2 separate regions of the Homo sapiens genome follow, and region 1 is linked to region 2. A link is an interaction called in ENCODE POLR2A ChIA-PET data of the cell type or tissue named here. Cell type or tissue: OCI-LY7. All regions are shown on one strand. Links, peaks and the distances in the headings refer to the core of each region. The heading gives the core; the rest is flanking DNA.

The links. ChIA-PET counts read pairs that join two places held together with the same protein. Peaks named below come from ENCODE experiments on the same cell type or tissue, not always from the same donor. Only the 100,000 strongest peaks of a DNase experiment are listed, where the experiment ranks them.
Region 1: POLR2A ChIA-PET joins it to region 2 with 7 read pairs; 3 of 35 experiments call an interaction of 5 or more read pairs at or near these places.

Annotation. Positions count from the first base shown.
Region 1 is chr16:22,343,547-22,360,285 of GRCh38, reverse strand. CDR2 (cerebellar degeneration related protein 2) reads left to right here. Exons shown (of 5, transcript NM_001802.2): 3 at 10,437-10,585; 4 at 10,843-11,007; 5 at 12,463-14,350. The coding sequence ends at 13,321. It overlaps LOC124903664 (a long non-coding RNA gene), which reads left to right and starts at 15,531. Exons shown (of 2, transcript XR_007065026.1): 1 at 15,531-16,739. RefSeq lists a silencer at 1,996-2,065 and enhancers at 2,936-3,015, 12,909-13,409. In OCI-LY7, for the core only: no CTCF peak of the experiment used is centred there; no DNase peak of the experiment used is centred there.
Region 2 is chr16:22,005,565-22,022,303 of GRCh38, reverse strand. MOSMO (modulator of smoothened) reads right to left here and starts at 14,193. Exons shown (of 3, transcript NM_001164579.2): 1 at 13,897-14,193. The coding sequence starts at 14,002. RefSeq lists a silencer at 14,162-14,401. In OCI-LY7, for the core only: no CTCF peak of the experiment used is centred there; a DNase peak (open chromatin) is centred at 7,833.

The DNA of each region.
Region 1 (16,739 bases), core at 3,631-7,630, 340 kb before region 2:
GAAAAACTTAGATAATTTTTTAAGAATCCAGAGCAAGTTTTTTCTGTTCTGGGTGGAAGGAGGGGAGGAGAGAACTCTTACTTGGGAGAGTAATGAGATCAGACACCATTGGATTCATTTACACTTTGCTACAACCGTGTAAGCAGCCTACAGCCTTGTGTTTTGGTTACTTCCCTGCTTAGACACCTGCATTATCCCCTACAGGAGTTGTGCCTAGCACTCAAAGTAGTCTGGCCTTCAAGGCATCCCTTCTTTCAAGAGTTCATGCCCTCTTTGGAAATGGAAAAATATTTTGTGCTGCTTTTACTGCATGTATCAATATTCTACTGCATATGATACTTAATTGATTTGCTTTATTTTCCTTTCCCCTTATTTCCCATTGCAACAGTGAGCACTGTTGTGTTTATTCATGGTCTTTCACACATACTAGGTAATCAATACTTTGTTGAAATCAGTATTTTAACAGAGGAGAAACAGCTTACAAAGCTCTTCTAATAACTCCTAAACTTTGGGTTTCCACCTCTGGAGATTTTTAAGGCAGGCAGAAGGGGCTCTGGCCTCTGTTTTAGGAGATTCAGGTTTAAACCCTCAATTTTAATTGCAAATAGCTAGAGAATTTAGACATATGAATTACCCCTCAGATTCTCTTTGCTCCGTTATGGAATGGTGATAATGCTTACACTGCTTTGGTGTAGGAGTTTTCTGAGGGGATGAGATTATGGAGGCATATATATTTTGAACAGTATAAATTGTTACTTTGGTATAGGATTTTTCTGAGGGGATGAGATTATGGAAGCATATATATTTTGAACGGTATAAATCGTTGCATAGTTTACCAATGTTTTAAGAATTTTAGTAGTGAGCCGGTGGCGGTGGCTCACTCCTGTAATCCCAGCACTTTGGGAGGCTGAGGCAGGTAGATCACGAGGTCAGGAGTTCAAGATAAGCCTGGCCAAGATGGCGAAACCCCATCTCTGCTAAAAATAGAAAAATTAGCTGGGCGTGGTGGCGGGCGCCTGTAATCCCAGCTACTCAGGAGGCTGAGGCAGAGAATTGCTTGAACCCGGGAGGTGGAGGTTGCAGTGAGCCAAGATTGCGCCACTGCAGTCCAGCCTGAGCAAAAAAGCGAGACTCCGTCTCAAAAAAAAAAAGAATTTTAGTAGTGAAAAAAGTCTTTAAAAATTTGTATGGATATATAACAGCTTTACATATATCTGGGGCGCCTGTGACGTTTTGATACAAGCATACAATGTGTAATGATGAAATCTAAACTGAGATAACCATGACCTCCAACATTTATCATTTCTTTGTGTTGGGAATATTGCGTATCTTTTCTAGCTATTTTGAAGTATACAATAAGATATTGTTAACTATAGTCATGAAAGAACTTAAATTCTGAAAAAATAAATCTTCCAGAATTACTGGAAATAGACTTTAAAAACAATCTAATCCCACAATTTTAATAATGGGATTATAGGTGGTTTCTATTTTCATGTTCATGCCTCCCGCCACCAAATTTCTACAGGGGAAATATATTTCATCAGGGGAAAGAGATTTTTCAAAAGTAATAGGAAATATTTCTTTATTATTGTGGAAGTTCATTTTGATAGTAAATTCAGAGGATTTAGGCTGTAATCCTTAATTTCAGGATAATCCCAACACTGCTTACAAGCCAGATTTCCACTCCATTTCTATGCATTTTTACTTGGGGTCGTTTGTTTCTATCTTTCCCTGCGTTCCAGGTTAGGATTCCACAATTGCAAATAGGTATTTATGTAATTCTGCTGGCCTTTGTTTTTTAAAGATTTACCTTAATTGTAAAGGTGGCCTGTTTGTAGCTTTTGTGCATAACTGGAACCTTGTACTCATAGTTGAGGTGACAGTCTGTGCAAATTCCTAGACAGTGAGATAAACCCAAGGCATTTTGCTATAAGTTGACATTTTTGCCCACATTTCTGCTACCCCATGACCCCCTTCCCCCACTGTTTTGCTTTAAATGTCTCCCTTTCCTGTTTACTATGGCAGTCAGATTCATTGGAGGCTGTGTATCAAAGAGAAAACCAGCATGTCAGCAGCATGTCTGTACCTTGAGATGAGAGGTAGGAAATAAGCTAACCCATTTCCTTCTAGATTCAGAAAAAAAATGAAGCACTGACTCCATAGACCTAGATGTCTGGCCTTACATCAGTACGTACTTAGAGAGCTCATCATTTTTCTTTAAGTTGCTGACTGGTTTTGTCAGACTCTTCTGTAGGTCCCCTATAACTGAATCTTGGAGAAGTGAAGGGCTTTTCTGATTAATTTTGGTTTTATATAATAAGATTAAGCTCCTACCATGTGAAAACAAGCTCCTTGACATTCTTTAGATTGTTGTTAAAGCCAAGTCATCTAAAACCAAAATATCACAAGTTCTTAAATGGTTTCATTATGTTGTTATCACAGGTATCACAGGTTTTTATATATCAAACAAGGAACTTTCTATAGTTTCTTAAATGGCCTGTTTGTACTTATTTGCATATTGACTTGTTTCCTGTATGTTGGCCACAACTCTAACTTGAACATCCTATCTGTAAGAGAACAACAACTTGAGACCCATCTGGTATCTGGTAGGAACTGTAAAAGTCTCCCCCTCAGATTACCGGGGCAATTGCTGCCATGGGAATAAATACAGAGAAATAATCTATAAATGGAAAAGCGGGGAGAGAATTCATGGTTAATAGGCTGTTTTCCCAAGAGGGCTAAAGCCAAAGCCCTTCTCAAAACCTTTCAGTTAAATCCCCCTTGACATCTCACAGTCTGAGTCATGCCAAGCACAATAAGCTGTTGTGAAGAAAAGTCTAGAAACTGCCAGTTCGCCAGTATTTTTTTGTCCCCTACTGTGTGTCAGGAATGGACTAGATACACAAGAGCCTTCCATTCTTAGAAGACTACAGTACTGGCCTGGCACGGTGGCTCATGCCTGTAATCCCTTCACTTTGGCAGGCCGAGTCAGGTGGATCTCCTGAGGTCAGGAGTTCAAGACCAGCCCGGCCAACATGGTGAAACCCAGTCTCTAATAAAAATACAAAAATTAGCCTGGTGTGGTGGTGCAAGCCTGTAATCCCAGCTACTCAGGAGGCTGAGGCAGCAGAATCACTTGAACCTGGGAGACCAAGATTGCAGTGAGCTGAGATCGTGCCTCCAGCCTGGGCAACAGAGTGAGACTCCATCTCAACAACAACAAAAAATTGAATATTATTGTATTGTTTTGAGAGAAATCAATTTAGGGTACCTTGGGAATGCTGCCGCTTTAGACCTGCTTTAAGGTGGTCTTCTTTTTTTTTTTTTTTTTTCTTTTTTTTTTTTGAGATGGAGTCTTGTTCTGTTGCTGAGGTTGGAGTGCAGTGGCATGATCTTGGCTCACTGCAACTTCTGCCTCGCAGGTTCAAACAATTCTCCTGCTTCAGCCTCCCCAGTAGAGTAGCTGGGATTACAGGCATACACTACCTTGCCTGGATAATTTTTGTATTTTTATTTATTTTATTTTATTTTTTAGACAAAGTCTTGCTCTTGTCCCCCAGGCTGGAGTGCAGTGGCGTGATCTCGGCCCACTGCAACCTCCACCTCCTGGGTTCAAGTGATTCTCCTGCCTCAGCCTCCTGAGTAGCTGGGATTACAGGCACCTGCCATCATGCCCGGCGAATTTTTGTATTTTTAGTAGAGATGGGGTTTCACCATGTTGGCCAGGCTGGTCTCAAACTCCTGACCTCAGGTGATCCACCTGCCTCGGCCTCCCAAAGTGCTGGGATTATAGGCATGAGCCACCACACCCAGCAAATTTTTGTATTTTTAGTAGAGACGGGGTTTTGCCATGTTGGCCAGGCTGGTCTCGAACTCCTGACCTCAAGTGATCTGCCCACCTCGGCCTCCCAGAGTGCTGGGATTACAGCCATGAGCCACAGCACCTGGCCAAAGTGGTCTTAAAAGGCTTCTGAAGAGGTTATGTTTGAAATGAGGCCAGAAGGATAACTGGAATTTATAATCTTTCTTTGGTGCCATGGATCCCTTTGATTATCTAATGAGATCTAGGATAATCCTCTTAAAATTCATTGAATTACAAAGGAAACCTGTTAGAATGAAATACCTGTCAAATATTGAAAAAAGTAAATTTGTGATGTAATATAGATACGTATTAACATATTTAATAACAAGATCTAGAAACTACCATGATTTCAAATAGTGATGAATGTAGGCAGTAAATCAAGATTTCTGCAACTATAGTGCAATATGAAAATACCTGTGATTTCTGTTGATGATGAAGTCACAGATAAACCTAATACTACTAGTGGTTTATTGCCTCTGTCAAAAGAAAAAATTACGACAAACATAGTATAAAGATCTTAATTAGCTTTTATTTGAGATTCTAAAGTTGGGCAACACCTCATTCTTAGAGAATGAGGGTTTCAATGAGCTGAGCAGAGGAAGTTGGTTTTATAGACAGGGGCTGAGGAAAGCAGAAACAGAAAACAAAAAATGGGTGGTTTCAAAGTTAATTTATTTGTAAAGGTTAAAGCAGAGGGAAGTCCCTTATGCTGGCTAAAACTGGCATGTTTGGGGGCTTGGCTATTATCTCTTCTAATTTCTCAGAAGTCAGATGAACAACTTTGCTTTGGCTTGCTGACATGGAACTTTAGCACAAGTGACTCCATTTTGGTTTGGTTTGTTGGGCCTAGGGCAGGGACTCAGTCCAAACCAGTGGTCTCCTATAAATTTTAACAGATCTATTAGTACTTGAAAGAAATGTCAAATTTCATTTAGAAGTTAACAAAAATGAAGATGTAGCTGTTCAGACCCTTTAAATTCATCCATGTTCACAGACCCTCTAAAGTCTATCCATGGACCCCAGGCTAAGAACTGCTGGCTTAGGTGGAGCAGCCAGGAGAACTGCATCCCCCCGGATAGGGGATCGTAAAGGCATTAGAGGAGGGAGGCACTTGCCTTGCAGTGGGGCAACTCCAAAAAAGGCAAAGATATCTCCCCTAAGTGTGAAATTTTAAAAAAATCAATAGCTAACAAATGAAGCTGGAAAAACCACTTGAGACAATTGGGAAAATATTAATGCTGAAACGTAATAGATGTTAAGGAATTATTGAGTTTTTTTCCCTTAGGAATTGTGGTTAAAATAAAACGTCCTAGAAATGTATGAAGATGTATACTTGAGATGCCTTGGATTAGCTTTAAAATGATTGGAGGACGAGGAAAGTAGGAGAGTAGAGATGAAATAAGATTGGCTGTATGTTGATAATTGTTGAAACTGGTTGATGGGTACGTGGGAGTTCATTAAACCATTTCTCTGCATGTATATATGTTTGAGATTATCCACAATAGAAAGTTTTATTTATTTATTTATTTTTAGACATAGTCTCACTCTGTCGCCCAGGCTGGAGTGCAATGGTGTGATCTTATCTCACTGCAACCTTTGCCTCCTGGGTTCAAGTGATTCTCATGCCTCAGCCTCCCAAGTAGCTGGGACTACAGGCGTGTGCCACCATGCCTAACTAATTTTTTTTTTTTTTTTTTAAGTAGAGATGGAGTTTCACCATGTTGGCCAGGCTGGTCTCGAACTCCTGTCCTCAAGTGATCCACCCGCCTTGGCCTCCCAAAGTGCTGGGATTACAGGCATGAGCCACCACACCTGGTCCACAATAGAAAGTTTTAAAATGCAGTGGATAAGATTAGCCATCTGTAGAAATTCAGTATTTGTTTGGACTGAGAAGTTAGGAAGGATCACTCAAGCAAGGTTAAGGTAACTAGTTTGTAATTTCAGGGAATTAATGATTGTTAAGAACATACCAAAGTGAAGCGTTATGATGATGAATGCTGCTGTGGTACAGTTAAAATATAACCTAATCTTAGTGGATAACTGCATCTAAGCTGAGCCCTATGCAGGGAGACGGTGAGCATTAAGCTGAAGAGTCATCATTGATCCAGTGAATGCCTGTGTCTCCTAGACCCAAGAGAAAAGGACATTGGTCAGGGCAGGGGACGTCCAGGATTTTCCATGTCCAAGATCAACATTTCTCTAAGTGTGATCTCTGGACTGCCTGTACTAATATCACCTGGGTTTGTTGCTAAAAATGCAGAATCCTGGCTCTACTCCAGTCTCAGCCGTTTGAGGGGAAGGGACCCAGGTTCTTACACTTTAATAAATCTTCTTCCAGGTGAATCTTAGCACATGTAAAGTTTGAAAACTGTAGCTTTAAATAAAGATGACAGTAGCTTCTCCTTATTGAGCAATTTACCATCTGCCAGATCTCATGCTGAGCTCTCTACATATATTAACGTTTTTGTAAATTATATATTTGTATATGTCAGGGAGGAAAAATATTTTTTTCCTCAACCTTCATGAGTGCTTAGTTGGAAAGGACCCCTGCAACAAAAGACAGATTAACAAGAGAAAAACAAGCTTACTAACATATCTATTTCATTTATATGTGTGGGAGATACCCAGGGGATGAGTCATTCTCAGAGGTGGCTTTGAATTCCAGCTTATGTAGTATCTTCAACAAAGAATGGTAATTTTTTAGAGAAGTGACAAGACAAAGGGGAAGAACTTTGTCTAGGGGCAGAACTTGTGGGAAGGCAAGTAAGTGGTGATAAAGGCCCGTTAGCAAAGCTTGTTAGTGTGGATTCCTCTGGTGCTGTCTTCTGGCCCATAAAGGTCTAAAGTTGTTAGTGGTTAACCTTTGTTCTCCCTGGTAGAGAGGGAGGAGGCAGGAACCTTTTTATGCCAAAGACGCATGCTTTGGGGTGACATAGTCCAGTCTCTCCCACACACATATTTATCTTTACAGCCTTATGAAGTAGTTGATGAGGAGAACTCACATTAGAAAAATGTGCTTGCTGTAGGTTACCCAGTTCTAAACAGCAAAGCAAGACCTCAAACCAGGTTCTGACTCCAAAGCCTGTGCTCTTAGCTACTATACCACTGCCTCCCATCAGACTCCTCTGATCCCATGTCTACCAGAGACTCTCATTCATGAATCGGCCTTTCACATGCCCTTTGTGGGGCAGCTGTGTCCTAATAGAGGATGTGAATATTCTTGTCACTGGGCAGGAACAGTTCCTGTTGTATATTAATAAATTAATGTCTGGCTTATGCATTAGCCTTTTTAAAGGTAGTTCTGAGTCCTAAAGAATACTTGATAATTTATACTTGATATAAAGAAGCTTGAAACATTTCTGCAGCTATTATATATATATTCTTGTGATTCTAAGCCTTTTTTCCGCTCCTGTGGAATCTCATCAATTCCTAAGAGATTGAACATGTTCCCATCAATGACAAGAACCTACTATGGAATTACTAGCCCGAGGGCAGGATTAAGGGCCTACTCCTTTAGTTCTGAGAAAGCTTCACGCATGAGAATTAGTGGTTGATTTCCAAAGGACCAGAAGAAGCTGGTGGGAGTTGAGGCAGTGAAGACTACACACAGGCTTTTATAGACCGTGCCATGTGCTCACCTTTCTCATTTAATTCTGCCAGTTCTACATGGTAGGTACTAACAGATCCACTTACTAATTCCGAACTCAAAAAGCTCTATAAAGCAAGATTTTTTTTTTCCCCTTAAATTTGCAACAGATTCATTTGGTAGTAGATCTTTACCTGAACTGATGTGAGGCTGTTTATAGTCTTAGTTCATACTTTTTGATGCAGAAATATTAATGCTTGATTACAGGGTGCTGCCCAGACCTCACAGGTATTATAAGGTGTCAGCTGTGTGTCAGGTATGAGCGCCATGTTGTCTTTCTAAAATTTAAAGAATTTTCCAAAACACTTTTGACTTCAAGAGTTTCAGATGAGAAAGTTGAAGTTAGGTTAAGTGTTTGTTCAACTCTTTGCTGCTGAGTTATGTAAATGGATTTGAAAAAAAAAAAGCCATATATGCTTTTTTCAACACTTTAAGGGCCCGTTGAGTGTCATTTAGCCCATTGTTTGTTAGCCTTGCAAATCCTTCTAGAGTTGTAGAAAAAGCCTCAAGAAGAGTGTGTTGTGTTGTGTTTGAGACAGTCTCTGTCACCCAGGCTGTAGTGCAGTGGCACGATCTCGGTTCACTGCAACGTTCACCTCCCACGTTCAAAAGATTCTCATGCCTCAGCCTCCTGAGTACGTGGGATTACAGGCGCGTGCCACCACGCCGGACTAATTTTTGTATTTTTATTAGAGGTGGGTTTTTGTCATGTTGGCCAGGCTGGTCTTGAACTCCTGGCCTGCCTTAAGCAATCTGCCTGTTTTGGCCTCCCAAAGTGTTGGGATTACAGGTGTGAGCCACCATGCCTGGCCAAGAAGAGTGTTTTTAAAGTCAAGTTCTGAGTCTTTTACAGTTTGATCATCAGTAAGCTTCAAACCATTTCTCCCCTCTTTCTGGTTCTGTCCAGGGAAATACTGTGACTTTTTCCTTTGGAATATATACTGTGTTTTAGTGTCTTCAGGTAGAGCTGAGCAGGGAGGGAATCAAGGTGACTTACACTGCGGCATTAAGGTTGGGATTATTCCCCTTTATCCTTGGCCATTTAGGAAGCAGTCTTAGCAGGACCAGAATAAATCATCTGATAAATTTCTCGTGAATAAGGAGGATAATGGTGATAAAACTCTCATAAAATTAAAAATAACAGGAGTCTTTGAAGCATATTAAGCTAAAATATATTTCTCGTCAAAGCAACATACTTTTCATTTTTTTTGGTCCAGAATGCCTCATTCAGAGAAAGAGATTGATTTTTTTTTCCAAATTAAGATCCTCCACATAGAAATAGGAACGTTTTACACTGTTGGTGGGAGTGTAAATTAGTTCAACCATTGTGGAAGACAGGGTGTCAATTCCTCAAGGATCTAGAACTAGAATTACCATTTGACCCAGCAGTCCCATTACTGGGTATGTACCCAAAGTATCATAAATCATGCTGCTATAAAGACGCATGCACACGTATGTTTATTGCGGCACTATTCACAATAGCAAAGACTTGGAACCAACCCAAATGTCCATCAGTTGATAGACTGGATTAAGAAAATGTGGCACATGTACACCATGGAATACTATGCAGCCATAAAAAAGGATGAGTTCATGTCCTTTGCAGGGACATGGATGAAGCCGGAAACCATCATTCTCAGCAAACTATCACAAGGACAGAAAACCAAACACTGCATGTTCTCACTCATAGGTGGGAATTGAACAACGAGATCATTTGGGCACAGGGTGGGGAACATCACACACTGGGGCCTGTCGGGGTGGGGATAGCATTAGGAGAAATACCTAATGTAAATGATGAGTTGATGGGTGCAGCAAACCAACATGTCACATGTATACCTATGTATCAAACCTGCACATTGTGCACATGTACCCTAGAACTTAGAGTATAATTTTTTTTAAAAATCCTCCACGTTAGGCTTTATTTCTGTTAAACATGATGTTTTTGCTTAAACTTTGATCACATGTTCCATGTTTTTTGTCTTAAGGGATTGTTATGTCTCACTTTAGATTTTTTAGTTGAATATTAATTTTATGCATGGTATATGCTTTGGAAAATTAGCCTCACAATGCACTGGGGTATTGGTGAGCATTAGAGGAGCTAAGCATATAAAGGACAGCCTGTGCTCATTTCTTATGAAGACAGGGAGTTTAATTTCTTCTTTTCTTAAAATAAACATATGGTATTGTGGTATAATAAAAATTATATATTTGGTCTTTGTCCCTGGTTTCTGGCATAGAACTCCTAAAACCCTTGGAATTTCCTGATAGGTTGAGGTCTGGTCACCAGAGAAGGCAACCACATGATTAGAGGGTTAGATCTATCAGTCCCAGCCCCACAACCTCTGGATAGAGGGAAGGGTTGGAGCTTGAGTTCAGTCACCAATGGCCAATAATTGAATCAATCATGCTGATGTGAGAGAAGACCTGGAGAAAACTGAAATGGGTCTAAAGGAGCTTCTGGGCAGTGCTGGGAGGCCAGTGAGCCCAGAGATGGAGACTCTATGTCAGCCCCACCCCAACAAGAGTTGGTGCTGACAATCGGAGAATTGGTGTTGGAACAGCAGAACAGCAGGTATCTTTTTTTTTTTTTTGAGATGGAGTTTCATTCTTGTTGCCCAGGCTGGAGTGCAATGGCGCCATCTCGGCTCATTGCAACCTCTGTCTTCCAGGTTCAAGCAATTTTCCTGCCTCAGCCTCCCAAGTAGCTGGGATTACAGGCGTGTGCCACCACACCTGGCTAATTTTTGTATTTTTAGTGGAGACGGGGTTTCAGCATGTTGGTCAGGCTGGTCTCGAATTCCTAACCTCAGGTGATCCACACGTCTTGGCCTCCCAAAGTGCTGGGATTACAGGCGTGAGCCACCGCAGCCAGCCAAGAAACAGCAGGTATCTTATCTGTTTGTGTCACCTGGTCCTGATCTTCTCTTACAGTATCTGACGAAGCAAGTGGAACTTCTACGGCAGATGAACGAACAACATGCAAAGGTTTATGAACAATTAGACGTCACAGCAAGGGAACTGGAAGAAACAAATCAAAAGCTAGTTGCTGACAGCAAGGCCTCACAGCAAAAGATTCTGAGGTAAATTTTCTAGAATCTGACAAGGAAGGACTAGGGGGAAGTTCTTTAGTATAAACTAGAATAGAACATGGCTGCAGTGGGTTTGGGTCAATATGGGATAAGGTTTAATTTAATTCTTTTTGGAGAATGGAGATTAAATAGACATCCTTTCCAATTAAGAAAGCCCAGTGTGAGTGGTTTGCACCTAATCTCTCCTCACCGCTTTTGCCCTTGATTCAATATGACAAGCAGCAGTGGCTTCTGTCTGTTCCTCACAGCCTGACTGAAACGATTGAATGCCTGCAAACCAACATTGATCACCTCCAGAGCCAAGTGGAGGAGCTGAAGTCATCTGGCCAAGGGAGAAGGAGCCCGGGAAAGTGTGACCAGGAGAAACCGGCACCCAGCTTTGCATGTCTGAAGGAGCTGTATGACCTCCGCCAGTAAGAGCCTGCCTTTCTGTGGAGTTACAGCAGGGACTGTCTCATGTCATTGGCACATTCTGATTTCCAGTAGATTGAAAGTACCATTTTAAGAAAAGTCACTTAGCTATTAAGCTACCATTGGTTTGAACAAAATCACTTAAACATATAAATTACAGAGTTCTTAGATATTAGTAGTTCTCATTTTGAAAGTCTTGGAACACTTATTTCAGTGTTTTTAATGTATTAAATCATAGTTTAAGATGAATTCTGATAGACTAGATTTGGGAGTTGTGTTTTACATTAGAGTGAAGAAAAACAGAAATACTGGTAAAACAAAAATTCAAGCGAACAGGAGATTTTTTGCTTAAAGAAGTACCTTTATAATTTAGAGTTATAAGTCTGAATCTTTAAGAAGTATTTATGGAACACTTGTGTGGCAAGCTGTATGCTAGACCCAAGGGTTGGCGAGCAAAATAGTTTCTACCCCTGTGAGCTTTCAGTCTAACGGAACGGCAGATAAGCAAATAAAAACACAAATAAATAGTCAAGGTGCTTCAGACTGAGCAGGAGAAACCAGGTGGTTCATTTGGTGGGTCTCAACCTTGGCTGTACATCAGATCACCTGTGGGGTTTTTCAAAATGCAAATACCAACACATTTCCTCAGGCCTAAATCAGAATTTCTAGGTGCGGGTAAAAAGCTGCCCAGGCAATTCTGATGAACATTCCTGGTTAAAAATCACCACAGCAACAGTAATTTGCTGTAGTGATTCAATCGTAGTTACATATTATGAATCATTTGGAGAGCCTTTAGAAACCCTCAGGCCAGGTAGCAGACCAACTAGGTTGGAATCTGTGGGTTGGGACCCAGGCACCAGTACTTTTTAAGGTTTCCCTTGTGAGGTCATTGTCATACTGCTAGAATAGATGTTCTCTAGTACTTTTAACATTAAAAAAAGATTTGTCACAAAAATTGAGTTTGCTTTCATGTGTTTATTTACCAGCCTCACACAATTCCATTTTAGCCACTGCTCCAAGTGTGGCTAAAAACCAATCACTGTTGGCCGGGTGTGGTGGCTTACGTCTGTAATCCCAGCACTTTGGGAGGCTAAGGCAGGAGGATCACCTGAGGTTGGGAGTTCGAGACCAGCCTGACCAACATGGAGAAACCCCGTCTCTACTAAAAATACAAAATTAGCTGGGCGTGGTGGCGCATGTCTAAAATCCCAGTTACTCGGGAGGCTGAGGCAGGAGAATCGCTTGAACCTGGGAGGCTGAGGTTGCAATGAGCTGAGATCGCTTCACTGCACTCCAGCCTGGCGACAAAGTGAGACTCCGTCTCAAAAAAAAAGAAAAAAAAATTAGTCACTGTCACAGCTCCTCAAATTTATTTAGTTGAAAAAAAATCACCAGTCTTCCTCTCGTCATTTTCAGTGGACCTGTGTAATATATTCTTTCAATATTTTTTTCCCTAGACACTTCGTGTATGATCATGTGTTCGCTGAGAAGATCACTTCCTTGCAAGGTCAGCCAAGCCCTGATGAAGAGGAAAATGAGCACTTGAAAAAAACAGTGACAATGTTGCAGGCCCAGCTGAGCCTGGAGCGGCAGAAGCGGGTGACTATGGAGGAGGAATATGGGCTCGTGTTAAAGGAGAACAGTGAACTGGAGCAGCAGCTGGGGGCCACAGGTGCCTACCGAGCACGGGCGCTGGAACTAGAGGCCGAGGTGGCAGAGATGCGACAGATGTTGCAGTCAGAGCATCCATTTGTGAATGGAGTTGAGAAGCTGGTGCCAGACTCTCTGTATGTTCCTTTCAAAGAGCCCAGCCAGAGCCTGCTGGAAGAGATGTTCCTGACTGTGCCGGAATCACATAGAAAGCCTCTCAAGCGCAGCAGCAGTGAGACGATCCTCAGCAGCTTGGCAGGGAGTGACATCGTGAAGGGCCACGAGGAGACCTGCATCAGGAGGGCCAAGGCTGTGAAACAGAGGGGCATCTCCCTTCTGCACGAAGTGGACACGCAGTACAGCGCCCTGAAGGTGAAGTATGAAGAGTTGCTGAAGAAGTGCCAAGAGGAACAGGACTCCCTGTCACACAAGGCTGTGCAGACCTCCAGGGCTGCAGCCAAGGACCTGACTGGAGTGAACGCCCAGTCTGAGCCTGTTGCCAGCGGCTGGGAACTGGCCTCTGTCAACCCAGAGCCCGTGAGTTCCCCTACAACACCTCCAGAATACAAAGCGTTGTTTAAGGAGATCTTTAGTTGCATCAAGAAAACTAAGCAGGAAATAGATGAACAGAGAACAAAATACCGATCACTCTCCTCTCATTCTTAATTGAACCTCTAGCTCTACTACTAATTTGCCTATTGCCTATCGCCTCTCTCTCCCATTCAGACAAGTGTTTGTAGACTCTGAAGCCTAATGTTACTCATGACGTTTGCCTCATTGCTTTGCTTATTTAGCAAATGCATACAACGAGGAAAGGAGGTGGCTAGTGGTATCAGTTCTCTGATCCACTTCCATTTAAGCTCCCCAGGAAATCCCATGACAAACTGGCCTCTGGCTGGCGCGCTGATTAGACTTCAGTTCCTGAAAAGGACCAGTGGAGGGAAGAGCTATACTTCTGGAGAAGTAGGCCTGGAGTTACTACAGTATGGGGGAAAAGGGTCGAGTTAGAACAAAGCTAAGGCAATTCCTATTGCTTCCTTGCGCAACTTCTCAAAACGATGAAAGTCAGAAGGCTGTCAAACTCAAATATCTTTGCAAACAGTTTGAATACTGTGAATTCATTACGAAGAATGTTCGAGAGAAAGCAGGGGTCTAATCCAAAAGAAATGTCATTAACCAATACTCCAAGTCCTTGAGTTTTGTTATATCTGAACTAGTTGAACTGTGACTGACAGGTAATCCTAATATATCCAAATCCAACTGAATACCAAATTGAGATGGCAAATTTTTGTTTGATATAAGTTAGCTTGTTAGCATATGCCCTAGAGGGCCTCCATCCCTGTATTCTAATGTTTTTACTCAAAGCTCTAGCCTTTAGGATAGGTGAATATGTAAATCTTTTATCACTTTCTCAAATTCAAACTAAAGGGGAAAGATCAAACCCCTTCCCTTCCTACCTGTTTTCTGAGCTGGCTGACTTGCCAGCCACAAGCTGCTCTTGCAGAGTTCTTACCATTCCTGTAAATGTTTTGACTTGTTGCAGAAATTCCTATCTACTTTATTAAGCAGTATTGATCTGACTGTGGAAACATCCTCTCACTTGCATTCTTTTAACTTAAAACTATTTAAGAACTGATGTTCCGATTATTGTATATATTTTTCTAAAAACCAAATAAAGCTACCTATGAAAATGAACAGATGGATCTGTGTCTTACTTTCAATATAAGCCATTTCGCTCTTATAACCAACTGTTCACTTTTTTTCTTCCAACAAATATCGCGAGAAAGATTTGCAGTGATTTTTTTTTTCCTATTTTAAACAGGGAATCCTTGGATTTGTGTAACTTAATAGCACAAATTCTGCTCATATTGCTAAATGCTCATTAAAACTACTCTGGACAAACATTTTCAAATTTATATACTCTGTAATTTTCACTATTTCAGAAATGTCAGACTTGGTTCTGAATTAATAGCATTTGACAAATTGATTCTCAAAACATTTGATCAACCATAGCAAAGAAACTATACTATTCAAACTATACTATTCAAACTATACTATTAATGTTTGAATAGTATAGCTTATTTAAAAACAGTTTGCATTTCTATTAATAAGACAATATTTTTTAATCTGTTAGCCATTTGTAGTCTCCTTTGCCTATTTAAAGAGCTCTATTTATATATGCAGTTTTGCAGTTAGAAGTTTGAAAGTGTTTTGTCCCAGATTATCTTAATTTTTATCTGATTTTTTTGTTGTGTGTGGTTTTTTTTTGTTTTTTGTTTTTTTGAGAAGGTCTTGCTCTGTTGCCTAGGCTGGAGCGTGGTGGCATGAACACGGCTCACTGCAGCCCTTGACTTATGGGCCCAAGCAATCCTCCCACCTCAGCCTTCCTACCAGAGGTGCGTGCCACCATGCCCAGCTAATTTTTTAACTTTTGGTAGAGATGGGGTTTTGCCTTGTTGCCCAGGCTGGTCTCGAACTCCTGGGCTCAAGCAATCTGCCCTGCCTTGGCCTCCCAAAGGTAACTCCAAAGGCAACTCCTGGGATTACAGGCACGAGCCACCACACCCAGCAGTTTTTACCTTGTTAATGGCATTTTTTTTTCACCAAGCACAATTTTATGTATATGAAAAAAAATTTTTTTTTTTTTTTTTAGAGCGGGGGCAGACAGCATCTCACTCTGTTGCCCAGGCTGGAGTGCAATGGCACGATCTCAACTCACTGCAACCTCCACTTCCCGGGTTCATGTAATTCGCGTGCCTCAGCCTTCCCAAGTTGAATAGCTGGGACTGCAGGCACGTGCCACCATACCTGGCTAACTTTTTGTATTTTTAATAGAGATGGGGTTTTGCCGTGTTGGCCAGGCTGGTCTCGAACTCCTGGCCTCAAGTGTTCTGCCTGCCTTGGCCTCCCAAAGTGCTAGGACTACAGGTGTGAGCCACCACACCTGGACACTTTTATGTATATGAATCTTTAACACGTCTCTTTTTGTGTTTGAGAGTTCTTTGATCCATCTGAAGTCTATCCACCAACGCTTGAAATGCCACCCATATTAGTACTAAATGTCTACATGAATTTTAACCTATTTCTTCTAGGATCTGATTTTCATGTACCTAATGCAGTTTTAAATTTTTATTTTTTATTGTCTTATTTTGTAGTTTTAAGTTGCTGTACTTGGATATTTATATTTTCATAACTGCTAAGGGGAAGTTAAACTCTCATTACTCTTTCAGGATTTTCCTGGTTTTTTTTTTTTTTTTTTGCATTTTTTTTCCCCATATGAGCTTTAAAATTAGCTTGTCTGGTTCTTGAGGGGAAATTGGTACTTTTATCAAGATCAAGTTAAATAAATAGATTAATAAGAACAGGCTTAATCATACGGAGGCTTCTATCCAAAAACATGGCTATATGTCTTTTTTTTGAGATGGGGTCTCACTCTGTCACCCAGGCTGAAGTGCAGTGGTGCATTCTTGGCTCACTGAAACCTCTGCCTCCCGAGTAGCTGGGATTACAGGCTCCCACCACCATGCCCAGCTAATTTTTGTATTTTTAGTAGAGACGGGGTTTCACCATGTTGGCCAGGCTGGTCATGAACGGTTATGTGTTTTTCCATTTGTTCCAATGGTCTTTGTATGTCTCAGTTTTCAAATTTTTACCATTTATGTCTCGCATATTTTTAAAGGTTTGTCTCTTGGATGTTTTAAGTGGGATTCTTCTCCTGCTATACTTTGTAACTAGTTGTGTATAGAAAAGCTATTGATTTCAGCTATCTTGTTGAATTATCATGGGGGAATATCTTTTATTTGACTCTTTTGATATACCTGGAAAAATATTGTTTGGCTACTTAATTTTTACACTTATTCTTGTTTAAATGCTCTGAAATATCCAGAATATTAAATATGGTGGGAGTAAAATTGCTTGTCTGAATCCTAAACAATATGTCCATTGTTTGATTTAGCATAATGTTGGATTTTTTTTAATTAATCAGGAATCCATCTATTCCTGTTTTAAGAATTTATATCAAAAATGAGACAGGCACAGTGGTGTGCACCTATAGTCCCAGCTATTTGGCAGGCTGAGGCAAGAG
Region 2 (16,739 bases), core at 5,825-9,824:
TGCCTGTAATCCCAGCACTTTGGGAGGTCAGGGCGGGAGAACTGCTTGAGTTCAGGAGGAGTTTGAAACCAGCCTGGGCAACATAGCGAGACTACTTTTTTTAATGGAAAAAAAAAAAAAGTGATACGGGCAGCCAAGGATAAAACAATGATATATCCTACTTTAAAAACATCAGATTGCCTTCAGTAACTGTATAGTGGGCAAACAATCAACTGCAATGTTTATGTTCCATGTATCAAATGTGATAAGAGATTAATCCATTTAGTTGCTTAACCACAATAACAGCAGTTACCATGTGTGCCTGTACTGTGGTAGATGTTTCAGATATATTAACTTTAATTCTTACAACCACCCTTCAAGGTAAGAAGTATTATCCCCATTTATACATGAAAAAGCTATAGCTCCGAGGCCAAGAAACATGCTCAAAGCCCCTCAGCTGGTAAACAACAGAACCAGAATTTGAACTGAGTTCTGACTTCTCCCCTATATATATATATTTTTTTTTTGAGACAGGGTCTCACTCTGTCACCCAGGCTGGAGTGCAGTGGTCCAGTCTCGGCTCACTGCCACCTCCACCTCCCAGGCTCATGAGATCCTCCCACCTACGCCTCCTGAGTAGCTGGGACTACAGGAACACGCCATCACGCCGGGTTAATTTTTGTATTTTTTGTAGACACAGGGTTTCATCATGTTGCCCAGGCTGGTCTCGAACTCCTTGAGCTCAAGCGATCTGCCCATCTCGGCCTCCCAGAGTGTTGGGATTACAGGTGTGAGCCCAGCCCCCATACTCTTTTAACTTTCTGAATAAAATACTTTCCTAAGAATTTAACATATCATATACACTCACTTTTATTTTCAAGTAAGAGGATATTCATGAAGATGAAGGGGGACAGGAACTATTTTTCAGTTGGGGGAAAATACAGAATAACAAAATTTAGGTAAATTTTCAAGCACAAACAAAACAACCATGGGAAAGCCAGAATCAGAACCCAGATTTCAACATAAAAGACTTAATCTGCACCTTATCATACTTAAACTGGCATACAAAATACTGTTTTTCTCCTTACTCTATCCAACCATAGAGGTCCCCTCAACGAGCAGTAACCATTCTAGACCAGACCAATGGCCCTTCCCGTGGGCTCAGATGAGGAACATTGGATCCAACCTCTTCCATTTCATCTTGCTTCCTCATGGGAGAGATTATTTACCCATTACAAGTTCCTCACCATCCCCTACCCACCCCCACCACAGCAAACTACACATATCATATGCACTTGCATTCACTCATACGTATCTTCCTCAGCTCTACTGAGTTAACTCTACCACAGGTTATTCCACTTCAGGAAACCTCTTACACATACAATCTCCGTAATTCCTCTGATAGGGCCAGAAAACCCAAAACACTGTTGACATATATAAGAAGAATCTCAGTGAACAACTATATCACATAGGAGGAATGCTGTAAGCTTTGAAGTCAAACCGATCAAGAATAAGAAAAATAAGCTGCACTTTCTTGTTCCTTTTTATCTTTTGAAAATGCAAATAGTAAAGCAACTGTATTGCTTTCTACTATTTTGTTGTTGCAGAAGTAAGTATTTCAACTACAACATGGACTTGTGGGCTAGCCTAGAAATCTAACTTCCGTATTGACCCAGAGAATCAACAAAACAACCTACAAATTAAGTTTCATCTTATAATATTAAAGTCAGGGCTGGGCGCGGTGGCTCACGCCTGTAATCCCAGCACTTTGGGAGGCCGATGCGGGTGGATCACCCGAGGTCGGGAGTTCAAGACCAGCCTGACCAACATGAAGAAACCCTGTCTCTACTAAAAATACAAAAATTAGCTGGGCGTGGTGGCGCATGCCTGTAATCCCAGCTACTTGAGAGGCTGAGGCAGGAGAATCACTTGAACCCGGGAGGCGGAGGTTGCAGTGATCCGAGATCAAGCCATTGCACTCCAGCCTGGGCAACAAGAGCAAAACTCCATCTCAAAAAAAAAAAAAAAAAAAATTAAAGTCAGGAATGATTATATAGTAGCTGGACTTCATTTTCTAAATAAAAACCAACTGATACTTTTTTTTTTTTTGGAGATGGAGTTTTCGCTCTTGTTGCCCAGGCTGGAGTGCAATGACACGATCTTGGCTCACTGCAACCTCCGCCTCCTGGGTTCAAGCGATTCTCCTGCCTCAGCCTCCTGAGTAGCTGGGATTACAGGCATGTGCCACCACGCCTGGCTAATTTTGTATTTTTAGTAGAGATGGGGTTTCTCTATGTTGGTCAGGCTGGTCTTGAACTCCCGACCTCAGCTGATCTGCCCGCCTCGGCCTCCCAAAGTGCTGAGATTACAGGCGTGAGCCACCGCACCTGGCCCCAACTGATACATTTTTTAAAAAAAAGAAGCCTGAATTCTATGGATATGCAGCTAATTTGATATGTAGCAATTTAAGTATCATACTTGTGAAAATGAGATAAGACTGGGAGTGCCAAATATTCCTGTCTTCTGAGCTCTAGTCCCTTTCTTCTTGCATATCCTACTATCACCTCAAACAGAACATGTCTAAATCAACTCCTCACTTTTTACAATCACCTCACTCTCTAAATTCCCAATTTTATTCCCTAGCCCAGGTTCAAAATCTTAGTGTTAACCATAACATTTCCTCTTTCCTGCCCTGTGCAAGCTTAGACTGAATGCTGCCTAAGATACAAAGATCAACAAATCATATTCCCTGCTCTCAAAGAACTTTAAAAAAATCTATACTACAAAAAAATTATACTAGAAAATAGGGCAAGTACCACACAAATAACCATGACACAGATATGCTACCATAAAAAATGTGCAAAGTGTTACCAAGGGGTTGGAAAATCACTTTAGGTAAGGGATCAAAAAAGGTTTTATGAAGATAGCAACTGATATGCTCGGAAGATGGGTAGGATACTGATAAAACAGGGACTGGAGAGAGTGAGAGGACCAAAGAATTACAGATGAGAATACAGATTACACACAGGAAACAGAAAGTAATACAGAGGGGCTAGAATGTACATTCATGCGGGGAAAAAAGCAGGATCTAAGGCCAGAAAGTATTATAAGTTGGAGCCAGATTGTGAAAATCCTTGAGTGTCTTTTGTCCTGTGGAAGATGAAGTCACTGAAGGTTTCTGGTACAAGCACATGCAATAGTTAAGAGCCAGGATCCACTGTGTGACATTAGGCAAGTGACTTCTCTGTATTTTCATGAGGCTGTCTAAATAACAGCACTTACACAGGGGCATTGTGGGGATCAATTAACACATGTAAAGTGTCTAGAAAAGAATCTGTCACAAAGTAAATGCTATACAAGTATTTATTATTCTATTTGTTCTTTAGAAAGATAAAGTAAGTTGCAATACAGAGAAATGGACTGGAATAGAAATTTCACTGCCTCCTCTCTACCTTTACTCATGCCATTCCCTTTTCAAGAACAAGAACCACCCAAGTCTTCCTTATTACTCATTATTAAATGTATCATCTGTTAAGCTCAAATTCCACCTCCTCTCTGATTGCCTGATCCTATGCATATGTTGGTACATACTCACAAGATGTAAGACATGCAAGATACAATTTTATCTTCCCAGGGTATAGGGTACCTCAAGGACTTTTTTCATTTGCTTAAACATAATCTCTCTGATTATTTCAGTACAGATTCCTTACAGACCACAAATACGTCAATAGCATTTGTTGCAAGATGGTCTGGAATGAAGTCCAATCGCATAGGGAATATCTATGGGAAGATTTTTAAAATATTCATAGTAAATTAAAGATTTCTTTTATCAAAATGATGGTACCTTATAAATCAAATGGTCATATCTCTTTGACAGTCTAAGTGGCCTTAAAGATTTTTGTCTTTGGAGGTCAGTGGCCTGGTCAGCAGAACTGATCTGAACATGGCCTATTTTTGAAAAGAACTTCTATTATTATGGCTGAAATTGGACCCAACCATGTTCCAGGTAAACAACTTACTGTGAATATATTGCAATAATGAAATTTTGTTCTTCCTTTTTCTTACTTGACCCACCCAACTGCATTTTTTTCTACTCCTGTTTAATCTCTAACTATAGTAGAATATGGTCCCTAGTTGAACAGATCTATATTAAAAGTCAACAGCTGCCTTTTTGCTCAATATATACAACGGCAAGTGTCAAAATGCCAAATGTGATATTTTATTTATAGCAAAGCTAGTATAATGAGACACACAAAGTGCAGCCTTTTGCTAATTAAAAAAAAAAGCAGTGATTCAAAGATTTGTCAGTTTGCTTCAAAAGTGAACTGGAGTCACACACTGAAACTTCCCTTAAGCAAACTATACATGTTAGTTGGTACATATTCACAAATACATGTAAGTACCATTGATAGCAACACCCAAACCCAAATGCTCTTTTTTTTTGTCAACTCTAAAGCAATAAACCCCAAAGGAACGTCACATTCTACTTGCTCATTGCATATTTGGCAAGAATTCTCCTCCGTGTAATTTGCAGTTAACAAGAGAATGCACAGTAAAGTTTACAAACACAGTAAATTTAGGTGAAATACACAGTAAGGGTATATTATTGAAAAATGGTTTTAATCCAGGTACCTATTTTTAGGTATCCTGATATTCAAAGATCTTCAGGTTTCCTCATGGCTCTTATCTAAGCCTCTTTAGGATTTCTACAACAGCTTTCCCAACATTACTTTTTCATCAGTTTGTAGTTGATAAAGGATGAAATAACTGCTACTTTCAATCTGTTGTTATCAATCGGATCAGGTTTTCTAATTATAAAGCTGCTAGCTGCTTAGTTGGGCGGGGAATTCTAGAAAGTACTTGGAAAAAAAGGTGTAGCTTCAGAACTTGAAAATACAACATTCTGACAACCAAAAAGACATGAATGTCATGTTATATAAACCATCACAAAGGTAAAGCTGTAAATATGAAATTTATACCTATATACTTGTCACTGCTGTCACCGTACAACCTAATTTCCTGGGTCTCTTAGAGAAGCATATCAAACACGGTCACTATGTAAATAATTATGCATTCAGGTTGCACGAACAAGTTCTTATTTATAATTCAATGGTGACAATTTCATAAACAGGAACACTTCATTACATGTCTAAATTTCCCCTATAAGATTATGCAATATGGCCCACCACCTAAGTATGCATTGAAATGGGTTATGGAAAAAATGAACTCACAGTTGCATTACAGAAGCTAGTAACTAGAAAAAAATTTATTCCATAAACTAAATCTTCAGCTATATCGCTTGCCAGGTTTCTATAAAGAACCAACTATCTCATATATTTCAAACTTATTTTCACACTTTGAGGTGAGAAAAATTGACTTGATACTCCAACTGTACTACCAGCTCTTAAATTCCTTTAAAACTAACCTCTGAACTAAATGATCTTAACAATACACTGTGGTTAATATTCTTTAACCCACAGGAGAACAAAGTTGGAGTCTAAACCTGCATAACTATTGGAAGTGCTGAAAGAGGTATTAATCAGGTCTGAATGATATAATTTTCATTAATAAAAACCCTCAACTGCAACTTGTCTAAGATCAATTACACGGCTCGTAAATAGTAGGACAGGGACTTGGCTACATGTTGGTTTGCCCCAAAGCCCGTGTGCCATTTCCACTATGCTAGGCTGTCTTTCACTTAGAAAACCTCTTCAATCTGTTCCAGAAACATAAAAACCCAAGTACTCCTTGGTTTTGGTAGTTACATGTGTCCCATAAGTGTGTATTACCACAACAACTGACTATGCAGTCTCTCTTCCCAGATTGGACCCAGCTGGGTTCACGAACATTCAAATACAGACACATTATGTTGCCTTAAATCTCTTTCTGGAACAAGGCAGGTATAAGTAAATAAATAAGACAGACAGTACAAAAGGGAAACACTAAAAATCCAGATGTTTTGAGCTTTTATGTAATAAATGACTAACATTTGAGCATTTACTAAGTATCGGACAATGTGCTAATCTCTTATATGCCACATTTTATCTCCTCACAACTATCCTTTGAGGTAAATGTATTGTCTCCATTTTATAGCTGAAAAATCAAATTACATGCCCCAAATCATAAAGCTAATAAAAAAGGAATCCAAGAATCAAATAGAGATATGCCTGACTCCAAATCCTACAGAACCATTTTACTATACTGCAACTCCAATACAAACTCAGTATTTACCAGGAAAGGGATTAAACAATGATGTTTTTGGTCACACTAAGCAGAACAGTGGAGAACTGATATATGTAACTATTACTATGCAAAATTTGAAAGGGGTTCTGGCAGCCAAATAAGGAAGGACTCAATAAGTATGGCCAATCTAACAAATGCATCAGCAGTCTTTACTCTAATTTTTTTTCTTCTGAATTTCCTTCTTTTAGTGATTTCCATTTACTCATGCCTGCTGTTCATGTTCTTCATCCTAAATTCCCCTTCTCCAAAAACATTTAGGCTTATTTATAGTCTTAATTCTGAAGTGGCTCCATCTCTGTTGGTAATGATAAAAGAGATGATGTTTGGAACTAAGGTTGTAAAGGAAATATTAATGCTTTGTTCAGGAGATCTAATTTCCTATTGGAAAATCTAGTCCACTCTGGGAATTCACAGTATCATAAATGATCTCAAGCTTTAAGCATGTCCTGTGAGTACTGTAAAAAGACCGGTTTTTGAATTTTTATTGATAATTATTACTTGATATGCTGAAATAGATTATACTGATAATGTCACTTTTTAAAAAATCACATTTAAAAAACATCTTTAATCACTTTATCTTCATAGACTTTTATGCTTGGAAGTAAAAAACTGAGTGGTCCAAATGTCCACCAACTGATGAATGGCTAAATAAATGTGGTCTATCCATATAATGGAATACTTGGCAATAAAAAAGAAATACATAGCTAGGTGTGGCAGCGTGCATCTATAGTCCCAGCTACTTGGGAGGCTGAGGCTGGAGGATTGCTTGATCCCAGGAGTTTGAGCCTGGGAAACACAGCAAGAGCCTGTCTCTTAAAGAAAAAAAAAAGTCATAACATGTATGAACTTTGAGAACATTATGCTAAGTTTAAGAAGCCTGTCACAAAGGATCACATAGATTCTATGATTGGAAATGTCCAGAATAGGCAAATCAACAGACAGAAAGCATATTAGGGGTTGCCTAGGAGGCTAAGAGGCACCTCTTAGCCTGGTCTTGGAGTAATGAAAATGTTCTGAAATGGACTATGGTGATGGTAGCACACAACTTTATGAAGATACTAAAAGCCACTGATTTGTATACTTTAAATACTTTATTTGTATACTTTAAATGGATGAATTTTAGTATTATGTGAATTACATCTCAATAAAGCTCTTTAAAAAAAATTTACTGGAAATAGGCTCAAAAGGCCAATGAAGAAATATTATTAATGCTTTTTAAATTCAAGGACAACACAATCTCAAAATGTTTGCCCTTTTAGGTAACCAAATCCTGTCCTCTATAAATCATGTCCAAAGTGATTAATAAAATAAAGTTTGAGATAGGTTTGTTTAACAACTGATGTTACAGAGTTCTTTCATGTCAAAGTACCTTTGTGACCTTTGAAGTTGTTACAGTTCCAGGGAAAGGACTAATGATTTAATCATTTTCTATTACTTAATAAACAGGTCTGCTTGAGCAACTTGTAATTTTAGTGTTTTAAACTGAGGATCCCCAGTGCATAGGCTGGGATCTACCTGTAGATCTTGAACCCTTATGAGATAGATGTCAAGCACCACAGTCCCTTATCTGAGGTTTACCAGATTTTCCTATGAAGTAGGTAGGAGGTAGCAGAATAGGAAATGATACCCCTCACCAAGGCTTTCACTTCCCTGAACACCTGCCAATCTTTAGACCTGAAGAAAATGAAAACTCTTCCTCACAAAATGCTAGACATATAGTGGGTTTTAAACACATAAGGCTTTCTCCTTATTCCCGATTTTATTATCCATGAGCAATGGAGACCGGGGGAGAGGACAGAATCCTGTTGGCATAATACTTTTAGCTCATTTGTGTCTCCTCACTCAATCCTTGTCAGGTCACAAGGACTGACTTCATCTGACTGGTAGTTTAGGAGAAAATGGGCATATGTGATCCAACATTTTGTCTTTGGAAGCACTCATCTCTCCTCTGTCATGCTGGAAGTGTTATAGGGGCAGTTCCCCCAGTTCTGTCTGGGACTGGATTGTTAAGTCTGCTCAATTTTAAGGTCCAGGAGTAGGACGTCACGTGCCCCCAAATGTAAGTGACATTCTCCAATATCCTCTTTCTTAGTAATAAAATAATATTTTAGCCCCTAAATACCTTATTTCTTTTTTGCCCCTCAACTAGTTCAGAATACAAGCAGGGAAAAACATGTCAGTTTTTGAGATTCCCCCCCCCCAAACAGTAACATCCCATCTAGACAATTTTAAAAACAACAAGAATGAAAATATCTTCAGAAATGAATACACTAACCTTAACTTCGTTATGACAAACTATAACATGAATATGATAACCACTTTAGGGAAATTTTGACGAGACATAAGGGAGAAGTTCTTTCAGCTACTTGAAAGAGACTTTTGGGGAACATCTGGAAATCTTCATAAAGAACATAAGGCAAATCTATCTAGGATGATTAGGATTACGGTCACTGAAATCCTTGCTGTGAGGGGATAATGCCTTCCTCACTAAAGGGATCTGCAGACCATTTATATTTATCAGAGACGCAGCTTTACTTAACTGTTTATCTTGTTAAAATTAACTAACACTAATTTTTCCCCCTGACAAAAAGTCTCTTCAGGGGTGAGAAGAGAGTGACAGTGAAATTAAGAAGCTTGTACAAAGCAAAGACCCCCAAGTCTCCTTCTTTCCCTCTTCTGTAATCTGGGAAAACCTCCAGCCACTGAAGAATTTTAATTTCATTTAAGATAAGTAAAAGGTGTGCATAAATAACATATAGGTAATACTTCAGTGAAGAATTTTCTTCAATGGAATCTTTGCAGCACTGAAACTCAAATCTCACATGCAAAGCACTACCATGTGGGGGAAAATGTGAAAATGACTATTTTACATTGGCCAAATATAAACATCCTAAGGAATCAGATCAAGTAATGGATGTCAAAGTGCTTCAAAAACTATGAAGCATTATATAAAATCAAAGATATTCCTATTGGTGTTGAGTTCCAGTAACCAGCAGAAATTTGACCTTAGCATAGCAGAATTATGTAATTTTGCCACTGTATTCATCTACATTTAATATTTCTGGTTACACTAACACAAACAGTCTTCATTAGAGTGCCTTCCCCCATACATACAATATGTTTCAGATCTTCAAAAGTTTGTGCATAATCCACAAGCCATTACAAGAAGTAGATGAAATGTTAATCACACAGGTGAAAATAAAAGGGATGTACTTTCTCTGTATCTAGACCAAGACAATAAAAACATGAAAAACTCTGCTGTCCAAAGTATGGTCCATAATCTTATAGTAACAGTTTATCAATAGGGACTTCAGGAAGTTACTCTTTTTTTTTTTTTTTTTTCTATTCCTTCTATGGTAGTTCAAGTAGAAGCTGAGAACAGAGATTAGAGTATGGAGAGACTGGAAGAGGAAGAACAGCACGGAAGTGACAGAGAAAGTCCAAAGCCAAGAGGGACATATATTTAACTTGTTCTAAGCATGGCTGTATTATTCTTGATGTTTCCTTATTTCCTAGAACATCTAATAGAGAAAAACATCATTTCTCACAGTTCTGGGCTTTCATTTCAAAACTGGATTCTGACACCTGTTCTTATAAACTAGAACAGCAATATAACAATATGTAATTTTTATTGAGCATTTACTGTGTGTCAGGTACTGTTCTAAATGTTTGACATGGGTTAACTCAGTTAATTATCAAAATATCCCAGTGAGATGGATACTTTTATTATCCCTACTTTACACAGGAGGAAACGGAGACAAAGAGAGGCTAAAGAACCTGCCCTAAAGCTACAGAGCTACGAAGTGATGAAGTCTAGACTTGAATTCTGAAACTTTCCCTTAGTAGTTCACTGCCGTGGTTTTCAAGCTACATTCTGCAGACTATTTCAGCTCCAAAAGTTCTACTTCTAAAATACATTTTATCCGGTATAAAAACTGCAATGAAAACATCACAATCAAAACTTTAATAGACTGAATATAATACACCAAAGGGAACCAACACATTAACTTTTTGTTGCCAGGTTAAGTGGCTTTTGTGCAGCTCTTGAAATAAGCTAGACCTGTCACCACTGAGATCTTACTTGAACTTCTTGTAAATGTTTCATTGATTTGGAAGGTGTAACTCTGCACTTTTTTTTTTTTTTTTTTTAACTCAGGACTACATCTGCCTGCTCAGGTGAGACTGTACAGCATACAAGCTCAAGCACAACGGTAAACCAAGGAACATACTGTCCCATTCGTTTTATGTTTTGGGGGGTTTACTGCCTGACATATGTAAGGTAAGAAATACATGCTAGATAAGAATTTTAAAAATTTCCTATGTTCCTAGTATCTCTTATTCCTCTTTCTAGCCATAATATTTAACGGAGTGGTATCCTGAGATGGCAAGGAAAACTTTTAGAAAAAAAACAATCACTTCCTCGATCCCACATCAGCCACACATTGTCACTGTTACACTCTGGACCTTGTGCCTACGATCCCCTGCCATTCCACTTTGCTGGATTGATCACTCCCACTCTGACTGGTCTTCAATTTTATTGGGTCCCCTATTCTACTGGCCATGTACCATTGTACCATCTGCTATTCGACTGAACAATCCATTAGTTTTTATTCATTTTCACTCTTTATCCAGCTGACACTCCATAAGCCATCATTACAATACTTTGGCCACTATCCTAAATACCTTGGCTGCTCTGTCATTTTGTTGCAATGTATCTGGCAAACCCCAACCTTGAATGAAGCCTTCACATTATTCTTTATTATTCATTATTGTATATGAGGCTTTTACATTATTCTTGATGTTTCCTTATTTCCAAGAACACTTGGAAAATTCACCTACCTTAGTACCAAAATGACATAGCACTACTAGAAAAGGTCAAGAGGGCAGATAGGTTATCACACTGTATGTTCATGACCATCAACTTCCACGACGCATCAGTGCTGCTAGACAAACCTACTTATCACCGTTGGCAAGCTTTCTCTGCAATTATTTCGAACAGTTTCTATTTCCTCAGACCTTGGACATCCATTGCTCCTATCTCCATGGCAACTCACAGCCAATTTTGCCTCCAAATTTTAAAGAGTTATACTCATTCTATCCTTGCTTTCTTCTGAATACAAGAGGAGCTTGCCCTTTTTTTTTTTTTTTCTGTTTTCTTTTTAAGACGGAGTACCATTCTGTCGCCCAGGCCAGAGTGCAGTAGCGTGATCTTGGCTCACTGCAACCTCCGCCTCCCAAGTTCAAGCAATTCTCTTGCCTCAGCCTCCCGAGTAGCTGGGATGACAGGCATGCACCACCGCGCCCGGCTAACTTCTTTGTATTTTTAGTAGAGACAGGGTTTCATCATGTTGGCCAGGATGGTCTCAAACTCCTGTCCTCAGGTGATCCGTCCGCCTTGGCCTCCCAAAGTGCTGGGATTACAGGCATGAGCCACCACGCCCGGCTATGCCCTTTTCCATCTTAGGAACGTTATGCTATCACTTATCTTTCTTCTCTTTTATATGTAACAATTCTTCTCTTTCAACTATATCTTTTGCATGGTCATTTAGTCTATTTTATCTATTGGGATTCTATCTAAAACTTCTTTGTAAAAAGATTCCTTCTGCTACAGCACCGAAACCCCTTTTCCCCTAAGTACGTGAAGCCTGAAAGTCTCATAAAAGGAGTCAATACACATGTAAGTAGGATAAAAACATCAACAGGTCACGAACTGGATGTCATACATGTAACCGTGTTAAGTTGTCGGGCAGCAACAATATTTTCATAAACAAAGCCCATAGTACCACCAAATTCGAAACCATCCTGATTCTTCATATCTTTTACAATTAAGAGTTCTGCTAAAACTCTATGGGCAAGAAAAGTAGCAGAATTTTTAGAGTGTTATTTTAATAACCAGTGAATATGACAGCATGATTTTGTGTTACTAGGTCTAGATTGGGGGAGAGAAGGGAGGGAGGAGGAAGCAACAAATGTCCCAGCTACCACTTTTTTTCTAAGAGCTAAAAATATTGCAGGATAAATACAGAACCATAAGTAATACTTAAAAATTAAGTTTTGACAGCACAGTGATGCTTTTCTTTTTCTTTTTTTTGAGACAGAGTCTCGCTCTGTCGCCCAGGCTGGAGTGCAGTAGCGCAATCTCAGCTCACTGCAACCTCTGCCTCCCGGGTTCAAGCGATTCTCCTGCCTCACCTCCTGAGTAGCTGGGATTACAGGTGCACGCCACCATGCCCGGCTAATTCTCTTTTTTTTTTTTTTTTTTTTTTTTTTTTTTTTTGTATTTTTAGTAGAGACGGGGTTTCGCCATGTTGGTCAGGCTAGTTTCGAAATCCTGACCTCCTGATCCGCCCGCCTCGGCCTCCCAAAGTGCTGGGATTACAGGCGTGAGCCACCGCGCCCGGCCGCATTTTTATAAGAAATTATCCATGGAGGGAGCTTGACATTCCCAACCCTCCAAAAGTTCCTTCACCTGCACTGAACAAGCAGTTAAAAAACAAGACCATTCCTTAAATCGGAGCAGCTCTCCTGACAGCTGTTTACATTAATTAAGGTTTGGTCTCACAGGTCTGGGAGAGAGGGAGAAAGAGAGGCGGGGGAAGAGGGGAGGGAGAAGAGGTAACAGGGAAAGAAGTGGCCCAAGCTGAGAAAAATCTTGGAAGCGCATTCACCTGGGGTACCCTTCAGAAAGATGCCCGCCTCTTTCCCGAGGGCACCACCTTGCCTCTCCCGCCCACAGCTCCGTGGTGGTACAGCAAGCACTGCTCCCGCTGCCGGGCTGCCTGCAACTGTAATGTGTTATTTAATTTTGTAACTACTATTAAGAGCTCTCCAGCGTTTTTGTGATGCGCTGGAATGAAAGACGCTCCATAAAATGAGGTTTATTATTAGTAGTATTATAGCTCCCGGGCCTAAAATAAAGCAGAATTATAACCACATACACACTTCAAAGGGAAAATCCGAAGCCACAAGCTTCTCAAACATTGCCAAGCGGGCAGGGGATGGGCGGGGGCGGCGGTGCAGAGGGGCTCCAATCCGGCGCCCCCCACTCCCACCAACCCCACCAGCTCTCCCAGCACCCACCATTCACCCTGCCTGGTGGGGTCAGCGCCCGCAGCCCGGGCTCGCCCCCGGCCGCAGCTTCCTCTGGTGGTGGAGGGTCTGGGGTCGGACCTGATCCCTCTCGGCCTCCCCTCGCCCACCAGCTCTCTAGTGGCTCCCGCACTGCCCCGCAGGCTGCCTCACTCTCAGCCCTAGCCTCTCCGCCTGGTTTCTAATTCCCTTGCAGGAGCCTCAGTTTCCTCCCGTCTCCCACCTTGACTTTTTTTTTTTTTTTTTTAATCCAGAACGAAGCTCATTCCTCTGCGATCCCTCACATCGGAGGGCTGCTCCCCTCCTCCCCGGTCCGGGACTTGCCAGCCCAGCCCAGGTCTCCTCGGCCACTTTTCACCCGGCCTGGGGCGCCTCTCCCCTCAGCCCGGGGGTCCCGCTGGCGCCCGGCGGCTTCCTCTCCTCCATCCCTTTCCTCCGCGGCCCGGGTCTCCCCTCCGCCCCCGGTCTCCTCAGGCTAGCCTCCGGCCGGGACCCTCCACCCCGTCCTCTCCTCAGTCCGGGTCTCCCCTCTCTCGCGTCGCCCTCAGCCAATCCCCCGCCCGGCCCGGCGCGCCAGCGGCTCACCCGCAGACTCCCCGGTGTTGATCCAGTCCGGGTTGGCGATGCTGGCGATGGCGAAGATATCGGCGGCCAGAAAGAGACATCCTGAGATGATGGTCAGTTTATCCATCTCCCCGCCCCGCTCCCCCCACCCCCCGAGCCCCGGACAGGCAGCGGCCTCACGCCTCCCGCCCCATGGGCCGCCGCCGGGGCCCGGAGTCCCCGCGCCGCTGCCTCGCGCCCCCTCGGCCCCCGCGCGCCGCTCGCGCCCTCCGCGCGCCCGGGACCAGCAGCCGCGGCGCGGCCCGCACAGACGGAACCGCCGCCCGCCCCGGAACTGCTCGGCCCGCCCGCCCCTCACCCGGAAGCGAAGCCGCGGCGTTGGCGAGGCCGGTCCCGGCTCCCCAGCCGCCGCGCCCCAGCTCCGTCCTCCCGGCTCGGCCGGCCGCCCTGGGCCCCTCCCCGCACCGCCCGCCTCTACGTTCTGGACCCGGACCCGACCGGCCCGGCTCCGGTCCCTGCCCGGGTCCCGGTCTCTTCTGGCAGGCCACGCCACCTCTTGGCTTTCTGCCCACTAATAAGATTGTTGATGTTGATGACTGGGCACAGGCTGCGGCCCCTCCTGAGCCCCTCAGAAGCAAAACTGGAATGAGAGTGGGGAGCTGCCCGTCTTCCAGCAGGAGGCGGGCCCCGACTCCCGCCGAGCGACTCCGGGCCCCGCGCGGTCCCTGTCACCTTGTATTCTCATTGCCCGTTCCGCGGCCGTCAGCTCCCAGGATTGCCCCATTTAGCAAATAGCTTTCGACAACCCCTCTTCGTCAGACGTTGTAGGTGCAGAGGTGCTGGAGTGGACAGAGGCAAGGCGCCCGCTCTTGGGGAGCTCACGTTCTGGTGGGAAGAGACAGAAACACATTAAGAACCTATCTGTAAAATAAAGATAATTTCAGGTGCAGATCCCTGAATTCAATGGAGGTCAGTGTGATGGGAGTCGGAGCGATACCTGCGATAGGGAAGGATGCATTTCCGCTGAGACCATCACGATCGTAAAGATCTGCACTTTGAAGACCTGGCGCAAGACCAGACAGAGGGAACAGCCAATGCAAAGATCATTAGGGGAGGGGGGCAGAAAGAGATCAGCGTGTCCAAGGAATTGCAAAATGGCCTGTGTGGCAGGAGAGTAGTATGACAAGAGGTAGGCAGAGGCTAGGTGTAGGGCTTTGGGGGCCTTGGATTTTGTTCTGAGTGCAATGAGAAGGCAATGGAGGGTGTTTGCAGAATCCCATGATCTTACTTAATCTGTGAAGATCCATAGTGTAGCTTGTATGGGGGAAAGGCAAAGATGACAACAGGGACGCCAGTTAAGAGGCCAAGTAGTCCACGAGAGAGAAGTGTAGCTTTGGCTAGGGTGAGAGTAGTGAAGATGGAGAGGAATGGACAGATTTGGATGTTTTGTAGATAGAGGGAAGGACCTGCTGATAATGGGGAAGGAGTTGAAAGAGAACTCAAGAATAAGTTTTTGACCTGAGCAACCAGGTGTTATGATCCCGTTTACTGAGTTGTGTGTGCAGCGTCTTAAGTTGGATGAATAAACAGGAAAATAAGGCATTTGCATAATTTGTCAGCATATGCTATGGTGGAGGTTTTCTTTTCTTCCACAGCTCATGGGCCGAATCACCACTAACCCTGACGTTTGATCCAGCTCTCCCTAATGGTACTCCGTGCAGCAGATGGAGATGAAACACTCATTTTCTCCTTAAATGCCACATAGGTCGTCTCTAGAAGGACCTAGAAGAGTGACATCTGTCTCTATTTTTGGAATGCTTACATGTCCACAAAATTCAGGAGGTTTCAAATTCCACCAAATCCAACAGCCTTGCAGAAATGTGCAACAGAGTATCAGTGTCACTACATAGCTGGGAGAAGGAAGGGTTTGATTGCTGGTCTATATTGACTTTTCTGTCCAAACATTGGTCTCTTGGGGGAAAGGTTTTTTTTTTTTGTTATTATACAATTTATTTTTCCTCTGCCACAGAAATTGACACAAGATAATTCATATACTCCAAGGATCCAGATATAATGCATATCACATTACTGCAATAGTCTTCAGTTTCTTTTTTCTTTTCTTCTTTTTTTAAATAAGTACTGGAGAAATTTAATTGAGTCATATTTGGCTTCTTGTTGGGGTTTTCTATTGCCCAGTGATAGAAGAAACTGTAACTATACAGGACTAAATTCCCAGATAATATCCACTGATGTTCTCTACTGGCCAGCTTAGAAGAATCCTAGGGCTGAATGTTTGAACAGTTTGCACATATTCTAACTCCAGCTGAATAGAATGATGATGATTGGGTTCTTGTGTTTACAATAAATACAAGTAGCCAAGCGTGGTGGTTTGCACCTATAATCCCAGCTACTCCAGAAGCTGAGGTGGGAGGATCACTTGAGTCCAGCAGTTCAAGACCAGCCTGGACAACACAGTGAGACCCCTGTCTCTAATAAATAAAATAAATAAATAATACAGTTCTTCCTTTTACCCTTTACAAATGGTTCTGGGTCTAAGATTAAAGCACAAGAACAACCAGTATTGAGTTAAAAGAATTTAAAACATTTTTATCATACTAATGGCTGCACATCAGTACAGAGAATAGTCACCTATCCCAAACCTTCCTACCATCCAGAATGGGAGGTGGGGTTGGCAGGGGCCAAACTGTTTACAGATTTCCCATTAATCCCTCTTTTTATCCCTATAGCTCTTTTCTTTTCTTTCTTTCCTTTTTTTTTTTTTTTTGTCAGAGATAGGGTCTCACTATGTTGTCCACGCTGGATTTCAACTTCTGGCCTTAAGTGATCCTCCCACCTCAGCCTCC